Regions from separate parts of the Homo sapiens genome. Here all the other regions are linked to region 1. The links are chromatin loops, found by intact Hi-C in ENCODE. Cell type or tissue: OCI-LY7. All regions are shown on one strand.

Region 1 (8,000 bases):
GATGAATGTTTAAGTAAATTATGGCTGGGCATTTAATGGAATTTTTATCCTTCAACAGTGCTTTTCATACAGTTAATGGAAAAGAACAGAGTATGAAATATATGACAACTCTTCTTAAAAATATGTAAGGATATAGGCGAGGTGCAGTGGCTCATGCCTGTAATCCCAGCATGTTGGGAGGCCGAGGTGGGCGGATCACCTGAGGCCAGGAGTTCGAGACCAGCCTGGCCAACATAGTGAAAACCTGTCTCTACTAAAAATAAAAAATTAGCCAAGTGTGGCGGCACGTGCCTGTAGTCCCAACTACTCAGGAGGCTGAGGCAGGAGAATCACTTGAATCCAGCAGCCGGAGGTTACAGGGAGCTGAGATTGCACCACTGCATTCCAGCCTGGGCGACAGAGCAAGACTGTGTCTCAGAAAAAAAAAAGTAAGCATATAGACCAAGCCTGCAGCCTGCATAAGAAAGGGGGGCCTTATTTAGCCCAATGGAATTCTGAGTGGATTTTTACAATGTTTTAATTTTATAGTTTGCTTTCTTTGAAGTAAGAATCAAGTGAGAAAAAGCATTTAATTATGGAATATAGTGTTCACTCCCACTTGTTTAGAAAGGAACACTAATGTTTTAGGTAGGCTGGCACAGGTGAGGCAGGAGTGCTGTTTTGTTAGTAAACTTTTGGTAAATGGTTTTCATTTGGTTATGCCTTTTGTTGCTGTTGTTGTTTTTTGTTTTTGTTTTTTTTTTTGAGATGGAGTCTTGCTCTGTTGCCCAGGCTGGAGTGCAGAGGTGCAATCTCAGCTCACTATAAGCTCCGCCTCCCGGGTTCACGCCATTCTCCTGCCTCAGCCTCCCGAGTAGCTGGGACTACAGGCGCCCGCCATTATGCCCAGCTAATTTTTTGTATTTTTAGTAGAGACGGGTGGCGTTTCACCGCGTTAGCCAGGATGGTCTCGATCACCTGACCTCGTGATCTGCCTGCCTCGGCCTCCTAAAGTGCTGGGATTACAGACGTGAGCCACCACGCCCGGCGTTGTTGTTTTTTTGAGACAGGGTCTCACTCTGTTGCCCAGGCTGGAATGCAGTGGTGCAATCACAGCTCACTGCAGCCCCAACCTCCCAGGTTCAGGTGATTCTCCCACCTTCCCAAGTAGCTGGGACTACAGGCATGTGCCAGAATACCCGGCCAATTTTTTGTAGAGACAGGGTTTCCCCATGTTGCCCAGGCTAGTCTCGAACTCCTGGGCTCAAACAGTCCACCCACCTCGGCCTCCCAAAGTGTTGGATTTACAGGCGTGAGCCCCTGTGCTCAGCCTGGTTGTGCCATTTTTTGAAAAGCAAATTTCATCCTTTTGGACACATACATGACACTTACCGCACCCTCACTCCCCCCAGTTATGCTTTCTAAAAACTTCTGTCAAGGTAAAGATTGAAAACATGTTCATCTTTTGTGTGCACTGTTTATGAATAGTAGCTGAATAGCCCCTCCGCAAGGAGGATGCAGCCCCTTCCATAAAGGATGCTGTTGTGGCTCCATGTCTGCTTAGCCCGAGTGTGGGCGCCCAGCTGTGTGCCCAGCTCTGTGCCAGCTGCCCGGGGCAGGCCTCTAGAGCAGTTGCGGTTAGCTCCCACAGTGATTGAGCACAGGCTGGGTGAGTTAGTACAGATGTCATTTTCTGTATTAGAAAATTAATGTCAAATCTGCTAAGAAAATAGGCTGTTTTTGGTCTCTATCCAGATTTACAACATAAAGAGGGTATAATTTTCCATCTTCAGAGGGGCTTGATGTATTTTGCTCAATGATTTCCTTTCTTTTCCCAGAGCTATTCAGGGATTAAAATACTTGGCTAGATCCTGTCAGGTGAGGAGTGAATGACTCCTCAGGTGTCAGTGCGGCATTTTCTGCAAGTTCATTTTTACTTTCAGGACATCACATTGCCACTCAGTGGAAAGCGTCCACGTAGTAGAATGTTGTATGTCTTGGAAGTATCAGCGCCCAGCTCACACCTGGTAGTACATTCATCGAGAAGGGACTAGCCCAATGTGGGGTGTAAAAAATGCACCAGGTTCTTGAAGTTATCTGAGAAGGTTCTTTCAAGTTGGTGTTTCTTGGGCTGATCATCTGCCATTTCTGTTCTTTCCCTTTACCAGGATTGACGTGTCTCAGAATGACCTTCCTTGGGAATTTATGGTCGATCGTCTTCCTACTGTCTTGTTTTTTCCCTGCAACAGGTAATGCCAAATTTTTGTCACTGGTGGGCAGTTGGGATTCTTTTGTGGAGGTCTGAAAATGAAATGGGTTTAAGATGTAAATCATTCATTATGTTCAAAAAATGTTCCCTTAGGAACCAGGCGTGGTGGCTCATGCCTGTAATCCCAGCACTTTGGGAGGCTGAGGCAGGCAGATTGCTTGAGCTCAAGAGGTTGAGACCAGCCTGGCCGACATGGTGAAACCCCATCAGTACAAAAAATACAAAAATTAGCCAGGCATGGTGACATATGCTTGTAATCCCAGCTACTCTGAGGCTGAGGCACGAGAATCTCTTGAACCTGGGATGCGGAGGTTGCAGTGAGCCAAGATCACACCACTGCACTCCAACCTGGGTGACAGAGCGAGGCTCTGCCTCAAAAAAAAAAAAAAAAAAAAAGTGTCCTTAGGGACATAAAAGGGTTGTAGTGTCAGGATGTTATGTGTGGTATGGATCTTTTAAAGGTTGTTTTTCCCAGTCTATCTCTTACCCGAGCTTGAATGTGGCCGTGAGAATTCTTAGCTTTCATGGCCTGTATGAACATATGGAGGACGCAGAGACTGACAGGATTCTTCTGTTGCCCTGGCTGGAGTGCAGTGGTGCAATGTTTGTGTGGGGCAAAACAGCAGAGAATCTGTGGAGCCCTGCCTGCCCCAAGCCTTCCACTTGCTTGTCTCTCAGTTGGCCTCCCAGCAGCTCCTCATCCCTCTCGTACAGAGGACAGGGTGGCTTTCTTACCCATGGCACGTCCTTTTCTCGGATTCCAGGAGGCCTACAAAGGGGTTTTCTCCCATGCGTGCAGACTGCTGTGAACGTCCGCCATGGGATGGTCGCTTGATTTTTTCACACTTGCCTAATCAGTATTCCAGGTGCAGTTCTTAACGGCAACTACCCCGGAAGCCCCTGCAAGCAGGACATTAACAAGGGGGAGCGGACTTCCAGTTAGTAAACGTAGATGCAGATGTTTTAGTGGAAAAAGAAATTAACTCTTGGTCCTTTAGAGCCTAATACACTGGATGTTTGCTCCCTTTTTATAGATTCCCTTTGGTTTTTAGAAAGTTGAGTCCTTTTGGGGACCCACTCACATGACTTTGACAGTATCTTCTCTCCAGGGGAAAGTGTCTGCAGCATCATTTAGGGAGTTCCCTGGCTCGCATGTATGACGTTTGCTGTTTTAATTTCCTGCCTCCCTTTTGCGATTCAGCTTGTCATGTTTCTCTAGGAGAGTGTTTCCTTCATATCTATTGAATCATTCCCTTGGTTTTTGCTTTGTATCTCAAAGAATTTTTGCGGGAGTACTTCTGTGGTAGTAGGGTCTTGTCACATCATGCACTAAAAACAGAATGTGACTCACCCTTTTCTACTGCTGACTGAGTTGTGATGAGGCTTTTTCTTTCTAAGAAGTGTTTAAATTACCACATAGTCCAGGAATCACGGACAGTAACACTAACACTTTCATCTGTGTGGGCCAGGAGTTGGGCATGTAGTTTAATGACGTATAATTTTTGAATTCCAAGCATAGTTTGAAAAAATATGAAAATCTTAGCACCCAGCACATGCCTTTTAATGAAGAAGTTCTCAGCAGCTGGCAGAAATGCATCTGTGTAGAGAGACACAGGCGGAACAGGTGGCAGGGTGGGGCGTCATCTGGAGGCCTGCGTCTGGGCTGAGTGACCTTCGTTCTTAGGCTGCCTGGTGTGGGAAACGTGAAGATGTGCGCATTTCTCCGGCCCCATGCTGGGCACTTGCTGCAGGCCCTTACCCTTGTCGTTTCTAAATATCGAACATAAGAAGACTGTCCACTTCTCTTTTAATGTAAGGATGTTGGTAAACCAAAGCTTTATGGCTTTGGAATGGAATTTTTCTCATTTCCTAAAAATAAATGGTAGAAGTAAAGTATGCTCATCATGAGCTGGTCCCAAGCGAGTGTTTGGTTTAGCCAGAAGGTAAATGGGCAAGCAGCGTGAGCTGACAGCTTGCAAAAGAGGAAATGAAAAAGGCTGTTGGATAACATGTAGTAAGACCTTTTTCATTGTCCACCTGCTTATGCTATTTTTAGTGAAAAGAATATGAAATTGTATATTTACTGTGATAAAATATAAACTTGTGCATGTGCTAGGTGGAGATGTTCACAGAGGGGAAAATGTTGAGGTGTTAACATTGATGACTTCAGAGGAGTGAGATTGCAAGTGATTTGAAGGTGCTGCTTGTATGTTTTTACATCCCTTGCAAATTGTCTACAAAGAGCATGTCTTGATTTATAAAAATCATGAAGGAAAAAAATGCAAGAGCCTGTCCTTGGGAGGAAGAGGAAGGGGTGGGGCCTTGAGGGAGACATAGCCTTCCTGTGCAGAGGCATCTTGGAGCCACTTGCTCCACCGAGCAGGTGCTCCTCCAGCCAGCACTTGCGTCAGACTCTGTGTGACATTGCAAAATATAGGTGCTCTGGCCTGGCCCTGGGCCAGGGTGATGAGGGGGAGATGGGTGCTCCTGTCCACCAAGAGACTCTGATGTGTCCCAGGGGAAGAATCACAGTTTTTTAGAGGTGTGCCCTGCCACTCCCTCAGGGTTAGAGGAGAGTTGCATAGACATGGGGACCTCTTCCCACCATAGTTTCACATGACTGCTTTCCTGGAAGTAGACTGTTGACATTCTCTGTCCCTGCTACTTTCACAAAGTGTGGCAGTATTTTAGTGTGCCCATTAGGGACATTGATGGAGAGTGCACCAAGACCTCTTAGTTAGCAGATAGCATGCTCACGGATGTCACTGTCCTGTAAATGTCTGGAGGTAGACATCCTGAGGGATCTTGGCAGCTTTTTCTGGGAAGTAATTCACGTTTACTCTGCCTTACAAGACCAGGCTTGTGCCGCAGAACGTGGGGGCAGGTCCAGCGTCTGGTATTCTTCCATGGGCCCACTTGACAGGGCCACGATGTGTTTTCAGTTGTTGTGGGGTTTTTTGGTTTTCTGTTTTTGAGACAAGGTCTGACTCTGTTGCCCAGGCTGGAGTGCAGTGGTGCAATTACGGCTCACTGCAGTCTTGAACTCCTGGACTCAAGTGATCCTCCCACCTCAGGCTCCTAAGTAGCTGGATCTACAGGTGTGTGCCACCTTGCCTGGCTAATTTTTTTATCTTACTTTTTATACAGATGAGGCCTTACTATATTGTCCAGGCTGGTCTCAAACTCCTGGCCTCAAGCGATCCTCCCACCTCAGCCTCCCAAAGCACTGGGATTACAGGCACACAGCACCACACCCAGCTTTGTCATTTGAATGGCTGGGCCCCACTTGAAGAAAGCTTATATGTTAAGAAAACTAAGCTTTAAAGGAGGGGATGGTTGAATGTTTACCCCAAAATTATAAAACAATTTACGGCCGGGTCCAGTGGCCCTGGGCAGCCAGGCTCTGGAGTCCCTGCTGTTGACTTCCATTCTGTTAACACCTGAGGGAGACAAACTCGGCTGCCGGCCCACCTCATACCTAAGTGCATAAAGCTGGTAGTTTTGATCAATTGCAGCCAGGCTGTACAGGCACAGGTAAATAGATATGTGAGAGAAACATCATCAGACGATTAAATGACAAGTTCTGAAGAGGAATTTTCTAGATCTCTAGATCAGGACCTGGAACAAAGCTGTAGGGAAAACCCCTTTCTATGTCACCTTCCTTCCTTATTCTGTGCTCTCAGGGCTGGGCAGCCTGAATTCATAGTCCTTTGGTTGGGCTGTTTGCCAGTTATCAGGTTGCCAGGTGTGAGCCAGATGTACCTGGGGAATGGGGGTACAGTCACCCCCAGTTGAGAACCCCTGCCTTAGAGAATGTGTAATAAATGCTTGCTGAAGAAACAGACTGGGTATCTTTCAAGTTCTTCCTTTTTCTCCGGGCACTGTCAGTGGGCACAAGAGGGACATAGGTGGGACACTCCTGCCTCCCCTGGACGCTCTTCCTGACACAGCCGCTGGGCATCTCCGAGCACACAGAGGCCCCATGCCTACACACTCCTGGGGCCCTGCATCACTGGCTTTAGGCCTGGGCCTAGGAGCTCTTGTCTTTCTTGGAGGGTGTGGGTGAAGCTGAGCTCTGGCTTCAGGAACAGATAAGCCATCTTAATTACAGAACGAGCATATGGGACAGCCTCAGCTTTGTAGAGAATTTCTTGCCCAGGCAACATTTTCCTTACTTTCAGTAAGTAAAATCCACGGAACGTCTTTTCTTGGTGAGAAGTAGATGGCCTGGCCTCAGGTACAGCCTGCTTTTGGACTCATTGTGTTGGTGTGACTCCTGTCTTTGCTTCCTTTCCCTCTCTCTCCAGAAAGGACCTAAGTGTGAAATACCCCGAAGACGTCCCCATCACCCTTCCAAACCTGTTGAGGTTCATTTTGCATCACTCAGACCCTGCTTCCAGCCCCCAGAATGTGGCTAACTCTCCTACCAAGGAGTGTCTTCAGAGCGAGGCAGTCTTACAGCGGGGGCACATCTCCCACTTGGAGAGAGAGATCCAGAAACTGAGAGCAGAAATAAGCAGCCTCCAGCGAGCACAAGTGCAGGTGGAGTCCCAGCTCTCCAGTGCCCGCAGAGATGAGCACCGGCTGCGGCAGCAGCAGCGGGCCCTGGAAGAGCAGCACAGCCTGCTCCACGCACACAGTGAGCAGCTGCAGGCCCTCTATGAGCAGAAGACACGTGAGCTGCAGGAGCTGGCCCGCAAGCTGCAGGAGCTGGCCGATGCCTCAGAAAACCTCCTTACCGAGAACACGTGGCTCAAGATCCTGGTGGCGACCATGGAGAGGAAACTGGAGGGCAGGGATGGAGCTGAAAGCCTGGCGGCCCAGAGAGAGGTCCACCCCAAGCAGCCTGAGCCCTCAGCCACCCCCCAGCTCCCTGGCAGCTCCCCTCCACCTGCCAATGTCAGCGCCACACTGGTGTCTGAAAGGAATAAGGAGAACAGGACAGACTAACTTTTTAAATGATATGAAGAAATCAGAGGTGAAAATTGTACATTGGGAATATATTTATGCAAATTTTATTGAAATTTATTGTAAATAAAGATTTTCTCAGTGGTCTAGAAAATCAGCTTGAATGTCATTCAGCATTTATTGAAGAAGGATGACATCCCTTCCACTTATTGCACAAACTTGGTAGCTTTGAGACAAATACAGTAGCACAGTCCGTTTGAAGATTTGTCCAAAAAATTAGTCCATATTTTAGTGGCTCAGTGTCAAGAGTTCCCTCCCTGTGCCCCCACTGTTGCTTCTGCAGTGATACGAAGGATGAATGCTTAATTTCTTATTAGTCAGAAAACTTGAATGCAACAGTTGGGCATTCAAAAATAATCCAGAGAGGTCATAACCTACTTAGCCATTTGAGTGTGGCTCTGGTGTCTGCTAAAAAAAGTAGCTATTGAAAAAACAGTGAGAGCTATGATGTGGTTCACTCATTCTAGAAGCATTTTCATTTTCCTCCCGAAAACCCCCCCAGTGCCTCACCGAGCCCCGGACCTTCACCCAACACGGCTGCCACGCTCAAATGGGCCTGATTCAAACTCCCAGGTACGTCCCTGGCACCAGGGAGTAGGATAAGAAAACCTCCAGAAGTGAAACTGATGAGGAAGTGACATTTAATCACTTCAAAACCGAAACTTCACTGGCAAGGTCAAAACCCCAGGCCAAGGCTGACAATCGAGCGCTGGTCAGTTCCAGGGGTCAGGCTCGGAACCTGAAAATGCAGATCCTAGCTGTTGCTGCGTCCCTCAGGTGTGGA
Region 2 (8,000 bases), 52 kb after region 1:
ATGGTCTCACCTGTGTGCATGTGTGTATAAGTGCCCATATGAGTCTCTGCACATGTGTATTCATGTCTGTGTGTCCATTTGCATGTGAGTTGTTGAGGTTCTGTATGTCCCTCTGCATGTGTCTGTGTATTGCTAAGTGGCCTTACACATGTCTGCGTGTGTGATGCCACTAATCACAGCAAACATATATGTGGCACTTCCTATGTTCCAGGGTTTGGGTGCTATCCATGCATCAATTCAGTTAATCCTCACAGCAACCCTTTCAGGTGGGTACTACTGTTACCAGAAAGGGGTCCCGATCCAGACTCCAAGAGAGGGTTCTTGGGTCTCGTGCAAGAAAGAATTCAGGGCAAGTCCGTAAAGTGAAAGCAAGTTTATTAGGAAAGAAAAGGAATAAAGAATGGCCACTCCTTAGACAGAGCAGCCCCATGTGAGGACTGCTGGTCGCCCATTTTTAAGGTTATTTCTTGACTATATGCTGAATGAGGGGTGGATTATTCATGCCTCCCCTTTTTGGACCATCTAGGGTAACTTCCTGACGTTGCCATGACATTTGTAAACTGTCATGGTGCTGGTGGGAGTGTAGCAGTGAGGAAGACCAGAGTTCGCCCTCGTCGCCGTCTTGGTTTTGGTGAGTTTTGGCCGGCGTCTTTACTGCAACCTATTTTATCAGCAAAGTATTTAGATCTGTATCTTGTGTTGACCTTTTATCTCATCCCGTGACTTAGAATGCCTAACAGTCTGGAAATGCAGCCCAGTAGGTTTCAGCCTCATTTTACCCAGCCCCTATTCAAGATGGAGTTGCTCTGGTTCAAACCCCTCTGACACTACTATTTGCAAATGAGGTGAGGGAGGCACAGAGAGGTTGAGTAACTTGCCTGAGGTTGCAGAGCTGAGATTGGAGCCCTGGCTGGCTTGCTCCAAGGCAATACTCAGGCTGGGCCACTTCCCTGTTCAGGTGGCCCTGGGCTGCCCCAGGTCCGTGTGGATGGGTGCACCCCTGGGAATATGTCTACCCATCTTGCCTCCAGCGTGATGTGTCTGGTTCCTGTGTGCACGTGTGTTGGGGGATGCACTTATGTGTATGCAGGGGTGACGGGGCTAGAGAGACCTCCTTTCCCAGGCCCCAAAGTAGGGCCTCCAAGAGGGTATCATGGGTGCAGGATCCCAGGCCGTCCTTTCCTATCTAAGACAGCAAATCTCTGGAGTGGCTGCCAGCTCAGCCCTCCCAGCCCCGGGCCTCAGAGCTGGCCTTTGTTTCCTTCACTAGGAGGCTCAGAGTGGGGTGGGCCTCTGTGGAAATTCCTGTGGAATTCCAGGCATTCGGCAGAAGAAGAAGGACGAGGAGGCGGCACACGGAAAACTCTGACCCGTGCGGGGGCTGAGGGCACCACATAGTCATGTGCATGGGGGCTGGACTCTGCGCTCAGAGCCAGCAGAGCCAGTGGCATTTGCAGAACCGAAAGAAGGGCCTGGGTGGCATCTGCCTTGGGCCTGGGGTCCAGCCATCAGTTCTTCCCCTGGCTCTGGCTCGGTGGGGCTTCCTCCAGATGGGGCCAAGGGATCCCACGTGCCAGGGAGCGCAGGCCAAAGAGCCCACAGGGGCCGGCTGGCAGTGATCTGCTCTGGGCCCGCAGAGTCAGGGGTAGCTGTTAGTTCTGAGCTGGGACCTGCGGGAGCTTCCCTGGGTTGCTTCCTCCTTTGTCAACAGGGTTTCCAGCAGACAGTGGAGCATAGTAGCCCTCTCTGTCCCTCTCCCTGTCTCTGTCCCTCTCCCTGTCTCTGTCATCTCGGTGCCTCCTTCACCTTCTCTCCAGGGTTGAGCCAGTCGTCCTCACCTTTCTCAGTCCATGTGGGGAGGGGCCAGCGGATTGCCTAATCCTGTTCCCCACGGCAGCTGTAGTTACTTGATAATGACCCCTCCCCGAAAGACACGTCCACGACGTAACTCCCAGCACTTGTGAAGGTGACCTGATTTGAAAATAGGTTCTTTGCGAGGCCGGGCGCAGTGGCTCACGCCTGTAATCCCAGCACTTTGGGAGGCCGAGGCGGGTGGATCACGAGGTCAGGAGATCAAGACCATCCTGGTTAACACGGTGAAACCCCGTCTCTACTAAAAAGACAAAAAAATTAGCCGGGCGTGGTGGCGCACACCTGTAATCCCAGCTACTCAGGAGGCTGAGGCAGGAGAATAGCTTGAAGCAGGGAGGCAGAGATTGCAGGGAGGCAGAGATTGCAGTGAGCTGAGATTGTGCTGTTGCACTCCAGCCTGTAGACAGAGCAAGACTCCGTCTCAAAAAAAAAAAAAAAGAAAAGAAAAGAAAATAGGGTCTTTGCAGATGTCATCAAGTTAAGAATCTCGAGATGAGATCATCCTGGATTTAGGGTGGGTTCTAAACCCAATGACGGGTGTCTGTGTAAGCAAGACATGGAGCTTGAAGCCACAGACACCGGAGAGAAGGCGTCCGTGTGGTGACTGGGCACCATGGCTCACGCCTGTAATCCCAGCACTTTGGGAGGTTGAGGAGGGTGAATCCTTTGAGCCCAGGAATTCGCGACCAGACTGGGCAACGTAGTGAAACCCTGTCTCTACCAAAAATATGAAAAACTTAGCCAGCTGTGTGGCATGTGCCTGTAGTCCTGGCTACTTAGAAGGCTGAGGATCACCTAAGCTCGGGAGGTTGTGGCTGTAGTGAGCTATGTTCACGCCACTGCACTCCAGCCTGGGCAACAGAGTGAGACCCTGTCTCAACAACAACAACAAAAAGCCATGTGCAGAGTGTTGCAGCCCCCAGCCCCGGGATGCCTGGAGCCACCAGAAGCTGAAAGAAGCAAGAGAGGACCCTCCCTAGATCCTCCAGGGGGAGGTGGTCCTGATGACATTTTGATTTCAAGCTTTTAGACTCTAGAACAGAGAATACATTGCTGTTTTAAGCGCCTCAGTTTGTGGTGATGTGATAATTGCAGCCACAGGACACCGATAGCTCACTTGTAAGCAGCTTCTCCTGCAGTGCACTTACCCCATGGCGACCTGGTTATTTATTTTCTGCAGCCCTGAGTCCAAATCCCAAGTCCACCACACGCTATGGGCAGGTGACTTTAACCTTGTTAAGCCTCGGTTTCTGCAAATGTAAACAGGGAAAATAATATCAAAAATAAGCAGACAGTGCTTAGATGAGTTGGGTGCAAACAGAAATGACTGCTGTTATCGTGGCTACTGCTATGCATGGGAGGCTACCTCTTGTCCATGCATCAAAGGTAATGGCAGGCCGGGCACCGTGGCCCATGCCTGTGATCTTAGCACTTTGGGAGGCTGAGGCGGGAGGATCATTTTGAGGCCAGGAGTTCAAGACCAGCCTGGCCAACATAGTGAGACCACCCCGACCCCTGTCTCTAGAAAAAAAATAAAATAAAAACATTATCTGGACGTGGTGGTGGGTGCCTGTAGTCCCAGCTATCTAGGAAGCTGAGGTGGGAGGATTGTTTGAGCCCAGGAGTTTGAGGCTGCAGTGAGCTTTGATCTCACCACTGCACTCCAGCCTAGGTGACAGAATGAGACCCTGTCTCACCACCAAAAAAAAAAAAAAAAAAAAGTTGGCCAGGGGCAGGTAGGGGAAGGCACTGCCGCCAGAGAGACCTGAAGCTGTGGAGCAACAGGGACTCCTGTGTGCCTGGAGCAGGCGGGGCACAGGAGGAGGGTTGTGTGGTTTGCAATGAGGCCCAAGAGGTGTCCCCGCCAGAGCAGGGCCTGCGGGAGGCTGGGATTTGTCATCAGGGCTTTAGGACATCATTGGCGAGTTTAAAGCAGTTTCAAAGTAGCACTGTGGCCAAGGCCAGACTGCGGGCACCTCCTGCCAAGTTGCTCCTCAGAGAGGACCCAGCTTTGTGCCCCAAACCAATCGATCAGTCATGCCAGCTGGGGGTACTTTTCCATCCATAGGGGCTGAGGCTAGGAGGGGAAGTTGGGGAAGCCAGGACTCCCAAACACAGAGGTTTGGAGCCCCCCCAACGCCAGGGGTCTGGTTCCTATCTGGACTCCCATGACCTCCGTTCTTCCGGGGTCCTGTGTGCCCGCCTTGCACTTGATGAGAAGGAGCAAAACCTGACCCAGATAGAAGTGCGCTGAGCACCTGTGGGTGCTGGAATGAGTCCAGGAAGGCACCCGAACTCCTTCTCTTCCCTCCCCAACACCTGGCGACTGATGTTAAATCTCCCACCGTAGCAGCCAGGCCTGTGACACTTGGAGATGTTTGCAGAGCCATGATTTGTTGAGCACTTGCCATGCGCCAGGCTGTGGGGGGAAGAGCGCCTACCACATGGCCTTGTTAATCCGTACCGCACTCCATGAGCTGCGCGCCCCTGGAGCTCCACGCTGGAGACTTGAGTCAACCCAGAATCATGATTCGAAACTGGCTGCCTCTGCCTCCGAAGCCCTGGGCCCTCAAGCACTGAGCTCAGCAGTGTCTGTTTAATTCTTCCCACCCCAGCTGCAACCAGTCCATGAGCTCCTTCCCCAAAAGCAGGTGTGCAGCCAAGAAGAGGAAGGAAGGAGCCGGCTGCTTCGAGTGTGGCCGCTGACTGCTCACAGCTGTGTTTCCCACCCCTCACCCACCCTTCTTGGCAGCCCAGAGGGACCCCAGAAGGACCGACTGGCCGAGGACAGGTCCTCAGCAGGGCCCCCTTGCCTCCTGGTGGGACTGACTCAGAAAACTCTTACTTCAGGCCTGCCTTGGGATCAGGCCTCCAGCTGGGACCTGTCTGCTGTTCTTCCTCCTGCACCTTGTCTCCTTACTCCCCTCTTCTGAGAACCCTCACTTCTAGAAAACCACATGCACCCACATCTCCATCACAGGCTCTGCTTCTACGGAACCTCAACTAGGATGAGGTCATGTCTGACTTCCCGGCTGAGTGCCTTCCCCAAAGTCCTCGGTGTCCTGCGGACAGAGGCTCCTTCCCTGCGCTCAGCCTTCTGAGCCTTCCTCATCTGATGCCTGTTAGGCTCCCTTTGCTGCTGAGGTCCTGGGTGCCATCCCAGCACTTGGTAAGAGGGGGCAAGCCTGAGTGCCGTGGCTTATGCCTGTAATCCCAGCACTTCGGAAGGGCGAGGCGGGAGGATTACTTGAGGCCAGGAGTTCAAGGCCAGCCTGGGCAACATAGTGAGATGCCAGTCTCTAAAAAAACTAAAATAGGCTGGGAGCAATGGCTCACGCCTATAATCCCAGCACTTTGGGAGGCCAAGGCGGGCAGATCACTTGAGGTCAGGAGTTCGAGACCAGCCTGGCCAATATGGCGAAACTCCATCTCTACTAAAATACAAAAATTAGCTGGGCATGGTGGTGTGCGCCTGAAATCCCAGCTACTAGGAATGCTGAGGCAGGAGGATCACTGGAACCCGGGAGATGGAGGTTGCAGTGAGCTGAGAACACGCCACTGTACTCCAGCCTGGATGACAGAGCAAGACTCAGTTTCAAAAAAAAAAAGAAAAGAAAAAATATTAGCCAGCCGTGGTGGCACACACCTGTAATCCCAGCTACTTGGAGGCTAAGGCGGGAAGATCCCTTGACCCTAGGAGTTTGAGGCTGAAGTGAGCTATGATCGTGCCACTGCACTCCAGCCCGGGCAACAGAGCAAGATCTTGACTAAAAGAAACAAAAAAATAAAAAAATAGAAAGGGTCAAGACCAACTTTGTTTTTTCCCTTTCATTGGATACTTTCGGTAAAAGCAAGATCTCCGGATGTCTCCTTGTGCTCTGAGAGCATCTACTGGGTGTTGATCTGGGTTGGGCGTTCTGCAAAGCGTTTACTTGGAACTCTAGAAAGAGTTCCCAGGACTCTTAGCTGGAAGAGAAAGGAGAGGAGACACGCAAACATGGAAAATCTGGGGCGGCCCCAAGTTTAGCGAGTTATCTGGGGCCACACCAACCTCAGGGCTGGTTGGGGCTGGGATGAGTCATGGCTGTTGGGCAGGATTACCTGCTTGAGAAACGAACCAGGTCTTATTTGGGTATTGATTCATTACCACAGAATGGGAAATATTTTTCCCTTCCTGTGAATCTTTCAAGGAGCAAATGTGTCTTTGTGTTCTGCAGGACTGTGCTTGTCTTGGGCCAATGGAGAATTACAGGCCTTGTTTTTTTTTTTTTTTTTTTTTTTTGACAGAGTCTCACTCTGTCGCTCAGGCTGGAGTGCAGTGACGCAATCTCACTGCAACCTCCGCCTCCTGGGTTCAAATGATTTTCCTGCCTCGGCCTCCCGAGTAGCTGGGACTACAGATGTGTGGTACCACGCCCGGCTAATTTTTGTATTTTTATTTATTTTTTGATATTGAGTCTTGCTCTGTTACCCAGGCTGGAGCACAGTGGCACAATCTCGGCTCACTGCAACCTCTGCCTCCCGGATGCAAGCCATTCTCCTGCGTCAGCCTCCAGAGTAGCTGGGGCTACAGGCGTGCACCACCACACCTGGCTAATTTTTGTATTTTTAGTAGAGATGGGGTTTTGCCATGTCGGCCAGGCTGGTCTCGAACTGCTGACCTCAGGTGATCTGCCCACCTCGGCCTTCCAAAATGCTGGGATTACAGGCGTGAGCCGCCACTCCCAGGCCTTGTATTTTTTTAAGTCTAATACATTAGTCAGGATGAATAGCAGAATGCTGCAAAAACCAGAATCCCACTGGAACTGGTTTATGCCATTGCAGAATGTATTGTGTCACTGGGAAGTGGGGAGGGCAAGAGCTTCAGGCCTGGCTGGATCCAGAAGCTCAGACCATGCTGTCAGGGATCTGTCTCCAACTCCAAGCCTGGCTGTTCTCTGTGTTGGCTTCATTCTCCAGTGGGCTTGCTCTACCTGCTGGCAAAGATGGTGCTGGGCAGCTCCGGGTTTTCATCTCACCAGCCTTGTAAAGAATTCGTCTTATTCAAGGAGCTCCAGCAAGGGTCTTGGGGTTGATTGTCATTGGCTTGGCTTGGGTCACATGCCCATTACTGGAGCAATCACTGAGGCTCAGGAGATGCTGGGTAGCCACTGGCCAGGCTTGGTCATGTGCATGACACAGCCCCTGGGGCTAGGAAGGAGGGACGCGTCTGCAGCAAAGGTAAGAGAGGCCGTCCACACCCGGGTTCCTAGGGGGATGGGATCAGACTGGAAGAAGCTTGTTTAGCCAGGCATGGTGGTGCGTGCCTGTAGTCTCAGCCACTTGGGAGGCTGCGGTGGGAGGATCACCTGAGCCCGGGAGGTAGAGGCTGCAGTGAGCCAAGATCGTGCCACTGCACTCCATCCTGAGCGACAGAGACTCCATTTCAAAAAAAAACAAAAAAAAGAAGAAATAAATTTTCACCAGTAGCACATTAAATAAAAATATAGTGGACCTAGTAGAGCTTGAAATGTTTTAAAAGGCCGGGCAAGGTGGCTCACGCCTGTAATCCTAGCACTTTGGGAGGCCAAGGTGGGCGGATCACCTGAGGGTGGGAGTTCGAGACCAGCCTGGCCAACATGGTAAAACCCCGTCTCTACTAAAAAAAAATTACAGGCTGGGCGCGGTGGCTCACGCCTGTAATCCCAGCACTTTGGGAGGCCGAGGCCAGCAGATCATGAGGTCAGGAGTTGGAGACCAGCCTGGCCAATATGGTGAAATTGGTCTCTACAAATACAAAAATTAACCAGGCATGGTGATGCCTGCCTGTAGTCCCAGCTAGTCAGGAGGCTGAGGCAGAAGAATCCCTTGAACCCAGGAGGCAGAGGTTGCAGTGAGCTGAGATTGCACCACTGCACTCCAGCCTGGGCAACAGAGCAAGACTGTCTTAAAAAAAAATTACAAAAATTAGCAGAGCATGGTGGTATGAGCCTGTAGTCCCAGCTGCTTGGGAGGCTGAGGCAGGAGAATTGCCTGAACCTGGGAGGCAGAGGTTGCAGTGAGCTGAGATTGTACCACTGCACTCCAGCAAGACTCTGACTCACTGTATAAAAAGAAGTTTTTTTTTTTGTTCGTTTTGTTTTTTTAAA
Region 3 (8,000 bases), 63 kb after region 1:
CTGCACCAGCCTGGGCGACAGAGCGAGACTCTGTTTCAAAAAAAAAATTATATATATATATATATATATATATTCATTATATGAAACTATACAACTAATTGGGTCATGATGACGATTAAATGAACTAATGATATACGAAATACCTGTTTCACAGAGGCCCATGAAAGGTCTGTTCTCAGAAATTTCTTTCCCTTCAGTGAATGTAGCTCCAACTTAACATCCACTAAGCATATTCCACAGTTTAGAGCAGGCATGGGTGGGTTTAGGTGGTTCAGAACAATAAACACACAGAACTGAAATTTCACATCACCACCTACCCCTCCAGTATCCTTCACGACACCTTGTATTCTTAATTTACATTCTGAAAAGACAGCAGAAAAGCAATGGCTTTAAATAACCCTGTTAAACGGTGCAAAAGCAATCTCGAGAGACACCGTTTTTGTTTTCTCTGCAAGAGGAAAGAAGGGGGTTGTGTAGGGAGGTGGAAATCTGCACAGACAGCCTCCTCCATCTGCACAGAATTAAAATGAAGTTCACAAGTGTGCGGTCTGCAAGTGGCTCTCCCGTGATTGCTGCCTCTTCCCGGGGGCTCTCCAGCCATCCGGGGTTTGTTTTTCCTGGGCCTGAGCTCAGATGTCAGGCAGGCAGAGGGGTCTTGGGATATCTCCCCACCCAGGGAGCAGGGGGAGGCCGCAGGCGGCTTGGGGTCTGTGTGTTTGGGAAAGCGTTCAGGCTGTTTACTCTGGGTCTCTTGACAGCCCGAGGGTGGCCGTGCCAGGCGGTCCAGATGCTTCCAGCTGGGGTCTCATGAGCAAGCCATGCCGCCTGGCTTATGGTGGCACCTCCTCTGAGCTGTCCCCACCAGGCTGCCAGGGCGGGTCCCCCAAACACACTCTCTAACCACATCCCCACTGCCTCCACCCTCATCAGCCACCGACAGCTCTGAACTGGGAAGGCCAAGGGCTGGAGCGGGCCTGCAGACGTGTTTTGTTTCATTTTGTTTTGCATTGTTTAATTTGAGCTGGCAATGAACCCTCAGAAGGTTTCACGAGAAACTTTGGATCTTGGTTTCTTTTGAAAAAAATGGGAAGGTCTTGCCTTCCCACCCAGAAGAAATGGGCTGCAGCAACGTAGGAGCTGGTTTCTTATCTTAGTTTGCATTGCCCCGGAGCTCTGAGAGCAGGATCTTAGGATCTGGGTGCCAGTGGTTTACTAGGGAGGGGATCTCAGGAAGCACAAGCAGTTGGGAAGAGAGTCGGGGCAGGGAAAGAATCAACACACACTACAAGGTGTCAGGGAGCCGGCCACTCTTGTGGGCACCTGGGGCTGCATCCTGCCGGGGAATTCAGGGGAGCTGTGTAGAACGTGGGTTGTGCTTCCTGAGGGGCAAGGGGGCTGGGATGTTCCCTTCTGACTCCTGTCTATCCTTGATGGAGGCCTGCTTCTGAGGGGGGTTAATACCAGTCTGTTCTGCACATAGGCCAAGAAGAAAACTTCAAGTAGAAAGTCATGGGTGGGCCAGGAGCGGTGGCTCATGCCTGTAATCCCAGCACTTTGGGAGGCTGAGGCAGAAGGATGGCTAGAACCCAGGAGTTAAAGACCAGCCTGGGCTACATAGCAAGACCCCATCTCTGCAAAACATATAAAAATTGGCTGGGGCTGGGTGCAGTGGCTCATGCCTATAATCCCAGCACTTTGGGAGGCCGAGGTGGGCAGATCACCTGAGGTCGGGAGTTCGAGACCAGCCTGACCAACATGGAGAAATCCTGTCCCTACTAAAAATACAAAATTAGTTGGGCGTGGTGGCACATGCCTATAATCCCAGCTACTCTGGAGGCTAAGGCAGGAGAATCACTTGAACCTGGGAGGCGGAGGTTGCGGTGAGCCGAGATCGCGCACTGCCATTGCACTCCAGGCTGGGCAACAAGAGCGAAACTCCATCTCAAAAAAAAAAAAAATTAACTGGGTGTGGTGGAGTGCGCCTGTAGTCCCAGCTACTCAGGAGACTGAGGTGGCAGGATCACCTGAGCCCAGAAAGTTGAGGCTGCAGTAAGCCATGATGGCACCACTGCACTCCAGCCTGGGCAACAGAGCGAGACCATCTCAAAATAGAAAGTCACAAATGGCGAGCCCAGTGTGCAGTGTTGACATGTCCTGGAGCAGCAGCTGCTGAGGGAGATGTGGGCAGGGCCATGACAGTGCCCGCTGCACCTGTTACATGGGGCCTTGCCCTTCAGTTTGTCACAGTCCCCACCACTCCCTATTGTCTGTCTCCCTGACCACAGGCTGAGAATAAGTTCCTAATATCATCATACTTGTGCTGCTGATTCTTTCACAGAATAGAAATGACCTATTTTTTCCATATCACCTTCAATAGTGGGAAAGTGGGCTGGCCACAGTGGCTCACGTCTGTAATCCCAGTGCTTTGGGAGGCTGTTTTAGGCATTCTTGCATTGCTGTAAAAACATACCTGTGACTGGGTAATTTATAAAGAAATGAGGTTTACTGGGCTCATGGTTCTGCAGGCTGTACAGGAAGTATGGTGCTGGCATCTGTTCAGCTTCTGGGGAGGCCTCAGGAAGCTTATAGTCATGGTGGAAGGCGAAGGGGGAACAGGCATGTCCCACGGCGAAAACAGGAGCAAGAGATAGTGTTGGGAGGAGGGCCACAGTCTTTTAAACAATCAGATCTCCCATGAACTCAGAGTGAGAGCTCACTCATCAGCAAGGGGATGGCCCAAGCCAATCATGGGGGATCCGCTTCCATGATCCAAACACCTCCCACCAGGCCCCACCTCCAACATTGTGGAGGATTACTTTTCTTTTTCTTTTCTTTTCTTTTTTTTTTTTTTTTGAGACGGACTCTCACTCTGTCCTCTAGGCTGGAGTGCAGTGGTGCCATCTCGGCTCTCTGCAGCCTCTGCCTCCCAGGTTCCAGCAATCTCCCTGCCTCAGCCTCCCAAGTAGCTGGGATTACAGGCACCCGCCACCACACCTGGCTAATTTTTGTATTTTTAGTAGAGATAGGGTTTCACCATATTGGCCAGGCTGGTCTCCAACTCCTGACCTCAGGTGATCCACTGCTCTCGGCCTCCCAAAGTGCTGGGATTACAGGCATGAGCCACTGCACCCGTCCGCAGATTACATTTCAACGTGAGATGTGGTCTGGGACAAATATTCAAACTATATCAGAGGCCAAGGTGGGAGGATCGCTTGAGGCCAGGAGTTGAAGACCAGCCTGGGCAACATAGCAGGATGACGCCTCTACAAAAGAAAAATTTTAAAAAATTAACCAGATGTGGTGGCATGCACCTGTGGTTCCAGCTGCTCAGGAAGCTGAGGCAGGATGGTGGTTTGAGCCCAGGAAGTCAACACTGCAGTGAGCTATGATCATACCACTGCACTCCAGCCTGGTCAATAGACTGAGACTGTCTCCAAAAAAAAAAACAAAAACAAAGTGGGAAAGTAGAATATAAGCCAAGAATGCCCTGTGGCTGTAATAATTATACTCAGCTTGCTTCTCCTGTTTCTGTCTCTTGCATGACCCCTGAAGAGGGCTGAGTTGGCAGCTTCTTGCCACAGGGTGAAGTGCACATGGGTCACATGACATTTGGGGCCTTTGGGGCACTGGTCTTTGCCTCATCATGCCATGTGGAGATGTGTCCTCTGAGCCCAGCAGTGCTGGGGTTTTTTTTTTTGTTTTTTGTTTTTGAGACGAAGTCTTGCTTTGTCACCCAGTCTGGAGTACAGTGATGTGATCTCGGCTCACTGCAACCTCTTCCTCCCAGGTTCAAACGACTCTCCTCCCTCAGCATCCCAAGTAGCTGGGATTACAGGCAAGCGCCACCACACCAAGCTAAATTTTGTATTTTTAGTAGAGAAGGGGTTTTGCCATGTTGGCCAGGCTGGTCTCGAACTCCTGACCTCAAGTGACCTGCCTGCCTTGGCCTCCCAAAGTGCTGGGATTACAGGCGTAAGCCACCGTGCCCGGGCAGTGCTGGGGTTTTTTTTGTTTGTTTGTTTGTTTTGTTTTTTTTTTAAGACCGAGTCTAGCTCTGTTGCCCAGGCTGGAGTGCAGTGGCGTAATCTCGGCTCACTGCAACCTCCACCTCCCAGGTTCACGCGATTCTCCTGCCTCAGCCTCCTGAGTAGCTGGGATTACAGGCACCCACCACCACGCCCGGCTAACTTTCGTATTTTTAGTAGAGACAGGGTTTCACCATGTTAGCCAGGCTGAACTCGAACTCCTGACCTCGTGATCCGCCCGCCTCGGTCTCCTAAAGTGCTGGGATTACAGGTGTGAGCCCCCGCGGCCGGCCAGTGCGGGGGTTTTTAATTTGCAGCTCTATGAAGCGCCCCCTCCCCACCCCCAGAAATGCTCCACCCACTGGGAGGCGGGGACAATGGCCAGTGGCTCCATGGCCAGAGAGAAACTATCTTGCTATTAGCCCATCGCACACAGCGAAAGCCCGGGGAGCCCATCAAGCACGCTCTCCAGATTCTCTGACACCAGCTGCATGGCCAGCAATTCAATTCAGTTCCGACAGAAGCTGCCCACAGTTAGTGCAGACTGCACGGTCAAAGGACTCAGTCCCACAGGACTGCTCCCACTTCAGACACCAGTGCAAATGGCGTCCCCAGGCTACCCCTACTTCTGCCTGGCTGATTACAAATTCAGGGCTCTCCTCCCGCCTTGCCAGGGGAGGCACCTGCTAGACTAGTATTTCTGCCTGCAATCTAGACCAGCACAGTGGCAGAACGGAATGTCTCTTCCAAGGGGGAAAAGTTTGGGCATAAATGGAGAGAAGAAACAAAAATAGCTGGAGGTAAAAGACAGAATAAATAAATGGGTTATGGCCAGGTGCAGTGGCTCACGCCTGTAATCCCAGTAGCTGACTGGGGAGGATCACTTGAGCCCAGGAGTTTGAGACCAGCTTGGGCAACATAGTGAGACCCCATCTCTTCGAACAAAAAAATTTTTTTGGAAGCTGGTTGTGGTGGCATGCACCTGTAGTCCCAGCTGCTTGGGAGGCTGAGGTGGGAGGATCGTTTGATCTCAGGGGGTTGAGGCTGCAGTGAGCTATGTTCGAGCTGCTACATTCCAGCCTGTGTGACAGAGTGAGACCCTGTCTCAAATACATAAAATGAATAAATGAATGAATGAATAAATAAATAAATAGGTTACGGAGGGAAGGAAATTTAATATTACATTAACACCTTCAAAGAGGCTTAGATCAAGAGATGGCGTTGTCCCTTGGCTCAGTTATACCAGATGCCTGAAAGATTGAAACCATATAGGCCAGGCACGGTGACTCACCCCTGTAATCCCAGCATTTTGGGAGGCCGAGGCGGGCGGATGACAAGGTCAGGAGTTCGAGACCAGTCTGGCCAATATGGTGAAACCCCGTCTCTACTAAAAATACAAAAATTAGCTGGGCGTGGTGGTGTGAGCCTGTAGTCCCAGCTACTTGGGAGGCTGAGGCAAGAGAATCCCTTGAACCCGGGAGGCAGAAGTTGCAGTGAGTTGTGCCACTCCACTCCAGCCTGGGCAACAGAGCAAGGCTCCGACTCAAAAAAAAAAAAAAAAAAAAAAAAGAGTGAAGCCATATATTGATATATTGCTGGGACTGCCCCTGCTTTCAGAACTTGATAAGACAGAATGGAAGCCTGCAAGCCTGGGCAGCCTTACCCTGGGGGACATTTTCATACATTTCATGGGATGGCGGACTGTATCGTTATTAAGGACTGATGGATTTTAGCAATGTGCTGGCATCTTTTTTATTTCTATTTATTTATTTTTTTGAGTTGGAGTCTCGCTCTGTCACCCAGGTTGAAGTGTATTCGTGTGAGCTCGGCTCACTGCAACTACTGCCTCCCGGGTTCAAGCGATCCTCCTGCCTCAGCCTCTCAAGTAGCTGGGACCACAGGCTTGCACCACCACGCCTGGCAAATTTTTGTATTTTTAGTAGAGATGGGGTTTCACCATGTTGACCAGGCTGGTCTCGAACTCCTGACCTCAGGTGATCTGCCTGCCTCGGCCTCCCAAAGTGTTGGGATTACAGATGTGAGCCACTGCGCCCTGCTGGCATCTTTTTTTTTTTTTTTTTTTTGAGATAGAGTCTTGCTCTCTTTCCCAGGTTGGAGTTAAGTAGCTCAGTCACAGCTCACTGCAGCCTCAACCTCTTGGGCTCAGGTGATCCTCCTGCCTCAGCCTCCTGAGTAGTTGGGACCACACGTGTGCACCACTATGCCCGGTAAATTTTTAAGAATTTTTGTAGAGATGGGGTCTTCCTATGTTGCCCACTCCGGGCATCTTTTGATGTTTATGATCATCTGACTGTAAGGGATTTGTGTTCAAAGGCCAGAGGGTAGCCTGTGATATTGTGATACAATAGGAAATATGTATTTGGTCTTTGCCTCACGTACCTGACAGAGCTTCTAAGGTCCTCGTAATTTCCTGAGTGGCAAAGATGAGAGGTACATCTTTTGTTATTCATCATAAGCCCCTTTCTTTTTCTTTTTTTTTTTCTTGTTTTGTTTTGTTGAGACAGGGTCTCACCCTGTCACCCATGGCTGGAGTGCAGTGGCACAATCGTAGCTCACTGCAGCCTCAACCTCCTAGCCTCAAGCAATCCTCCCACCTCAGCCTTCTGAGTAGCTGGGAACACAGTCACGTGCTACCATGCCTGGCTAATTTAATAAAAAATTTTTTTAGAGATGGGGTCTTGCCATGTTGCCCAGGCTGGTCTCAAATCCCTGGCTTCAAGGGATCTGCCTGCTTCAGCCTCCCAAAACATTGGGATTCCAGGTGGGAGCCACGGTGTCCAGCACTATTCCAGTTTATTATAAAAGATACAAACAGCCAGATGCACAGGAGCATAGGGTGGGGTCTGGAAGGGCCCTGAATGTAGGGCCACTGTCCCCGTGGAGTTGGGGTGCCCCACCTCCCAGGTAGTGGATGTATTTGGCAACCTGAACGCTCCCAGAAACCTATCTAGTGGTTCTTATCAAGGTTTCGTGACGTAGGCATAATTGATTAAATCATGGCCATTGGTGATTGGACCCAACTCCTAGTCCCTCTCCCCTCCCCAGAGGTGAGGAGTGGGTGAACTGAACCTTCTAACCCTCTAAGCATTCCAAAGCTATCTAGGTACCCCCACACTGAGTCATCTTGAGTCATCCCATTAGCATACGAAAGATACTCTAATCACTGAGGAGGGTCCAAGGGCTTTGGCAGCTCTGTGCCAGGAACCAGTGACAGGGAACAAAGACCAAGCAGATACTTTTTATTATACCACATAGGTCTTCACTTTTCTTTTTTTATTATTTTATTTTAGTTATTTATTTATTTTTAAAGACATAGTCTCACTCTGTCTCCCAGGCTGGAGTGCAGTGGTGCAATCTCGGTTCACTGCAACCTCCACCTCCTGAGTAGCTGGGATTACAGGCATGCACCACCACACCTGGCTATTTATTTATTTATTGAGACGGAGTTTCACTCTTTTTGCCCCGGCTGCAGTGCAATGGTGTGATCTCGGCTCACCGCAACCTCCACCTCCCAGGTTCAAGCGATTCTCCTGCCTCAGCCTCCTGAGTAGGTGGGATTACAGGCATGCACCACCATGCCAGGCTAATTTTTGTATTTTTAGTAGAGACGGGGTTTCGCCATGTTGACCAGGCTGGTCTTGAACTCCTGACCTCAGGTGATCCACCTGCCTCAGCCTCCCAAGGTGCTGGGATTACAGGCGTGAGCCACCGCACCCAAGGTCTTTACTTTTCCTCTGAGTTGTTGCCCATGCCATTTACACCCCAGGGTAGATGGGGCTCTGGGTGTCGCTTTTCTTCCTGGGATCTCTGTTCTTTCCTCAGCCACTGTCCCCTGGGACTTTCCTGCCTCGTTTTCTCCTAGAGCCCCAGCTTGGTCTCTCCTTCCTTCCTTTGTTCATTCATTCATTCTCCCAGTGTGTACCGACTGGTCATCCACCCCGTGCCAGCTGCTGG

What was found. A loop is a pair of places that touch in the nucleus more often than their neighbours do. Peaks named below come from ENCODE experiments on the same cell type or tissue, not always from the same donor. Only the 100,000 strongest peaks of a DNase experiment are listed, where the experiment ranks them.
Region 2: it touches region 1 in a loop (2.7-fold over the local background); 2 of 110 quality-filtered maps call a loop at or near these places.
Region 3: it touches region 1 in a loop (4-fold over the local background); 2 of 110 quality-filtered maps call a loop at or near these places.

Annotation. Positions count from the first base shown.
Region 1 is chr16:11,678,393-11,686,392 of GRCh38, reverse strand. It overlaps SNN (stannin), which reads right to left. Exons shown (of 2, transcript NM_003498.6): 2 at 7,241-8,000. It overlaps TXNDC11 (thioredoxin domain containing 11), which reads left to right. Exons shown (of 12, transcript NM_015914.7): 11 at 2,148-2,228; 12 at 6,556-7,310. The coding sequence ends at 7,198. Among named protein-coding and RNA genes, the nearest start is that of SNN, 14 kb to the right of the region's middle. RefSeq lists an enhancer at 4,818-5,174. In OCI-LY7, a CTCF peak has its summit at 5,649; DNase peaks (open chromatin) are centred at 3,112, 3,882, 4,232, 4,632 and 2 weaker places; H3K4me3 peaks cover 7,368 bases; H3K27ac peaks cover 8,000 bases.
Region 2 is chr16:11,626,164-11,634,163 of GRCh38, reverse strand. It overlaps a transcript of LITAF not described here. Among named protein-coding and RNA genes, the nearest start is that of SNN, 38 kb to the left of the region's middle. RefSeq lists an enhancer at 6,546-7,080. In OCI-LY7, no CTCF peak of the experiment used is centred here; DNase peaks (open chromatin) are centred at 4,513 and 6,142; H3K27ac peaks cover 3,601 bases.
Region 3 is chr16:11,615,021-11,623,020 of GRCh38, reverse strand. It overlaps a transcript of LITAF not described here. Among named protein-coding and RNA genes, the nearest start is that of LITAF, 32 kb to the right of the region's middle. RefSeq lists enhancers at 516-805, 254-1,022, 7,475-8,000 and a silencer at 7,838-8,000. In OCI-LY7, no CTCF peak of the experiment used is centred here; DNase peaks (open chromatin) are centred at 420, 860, 3,330, 3,610 and 2 weaker places; H3K4me3 peaks cover 2,966 bases; H3K27ac peaks cover 4,969 bases.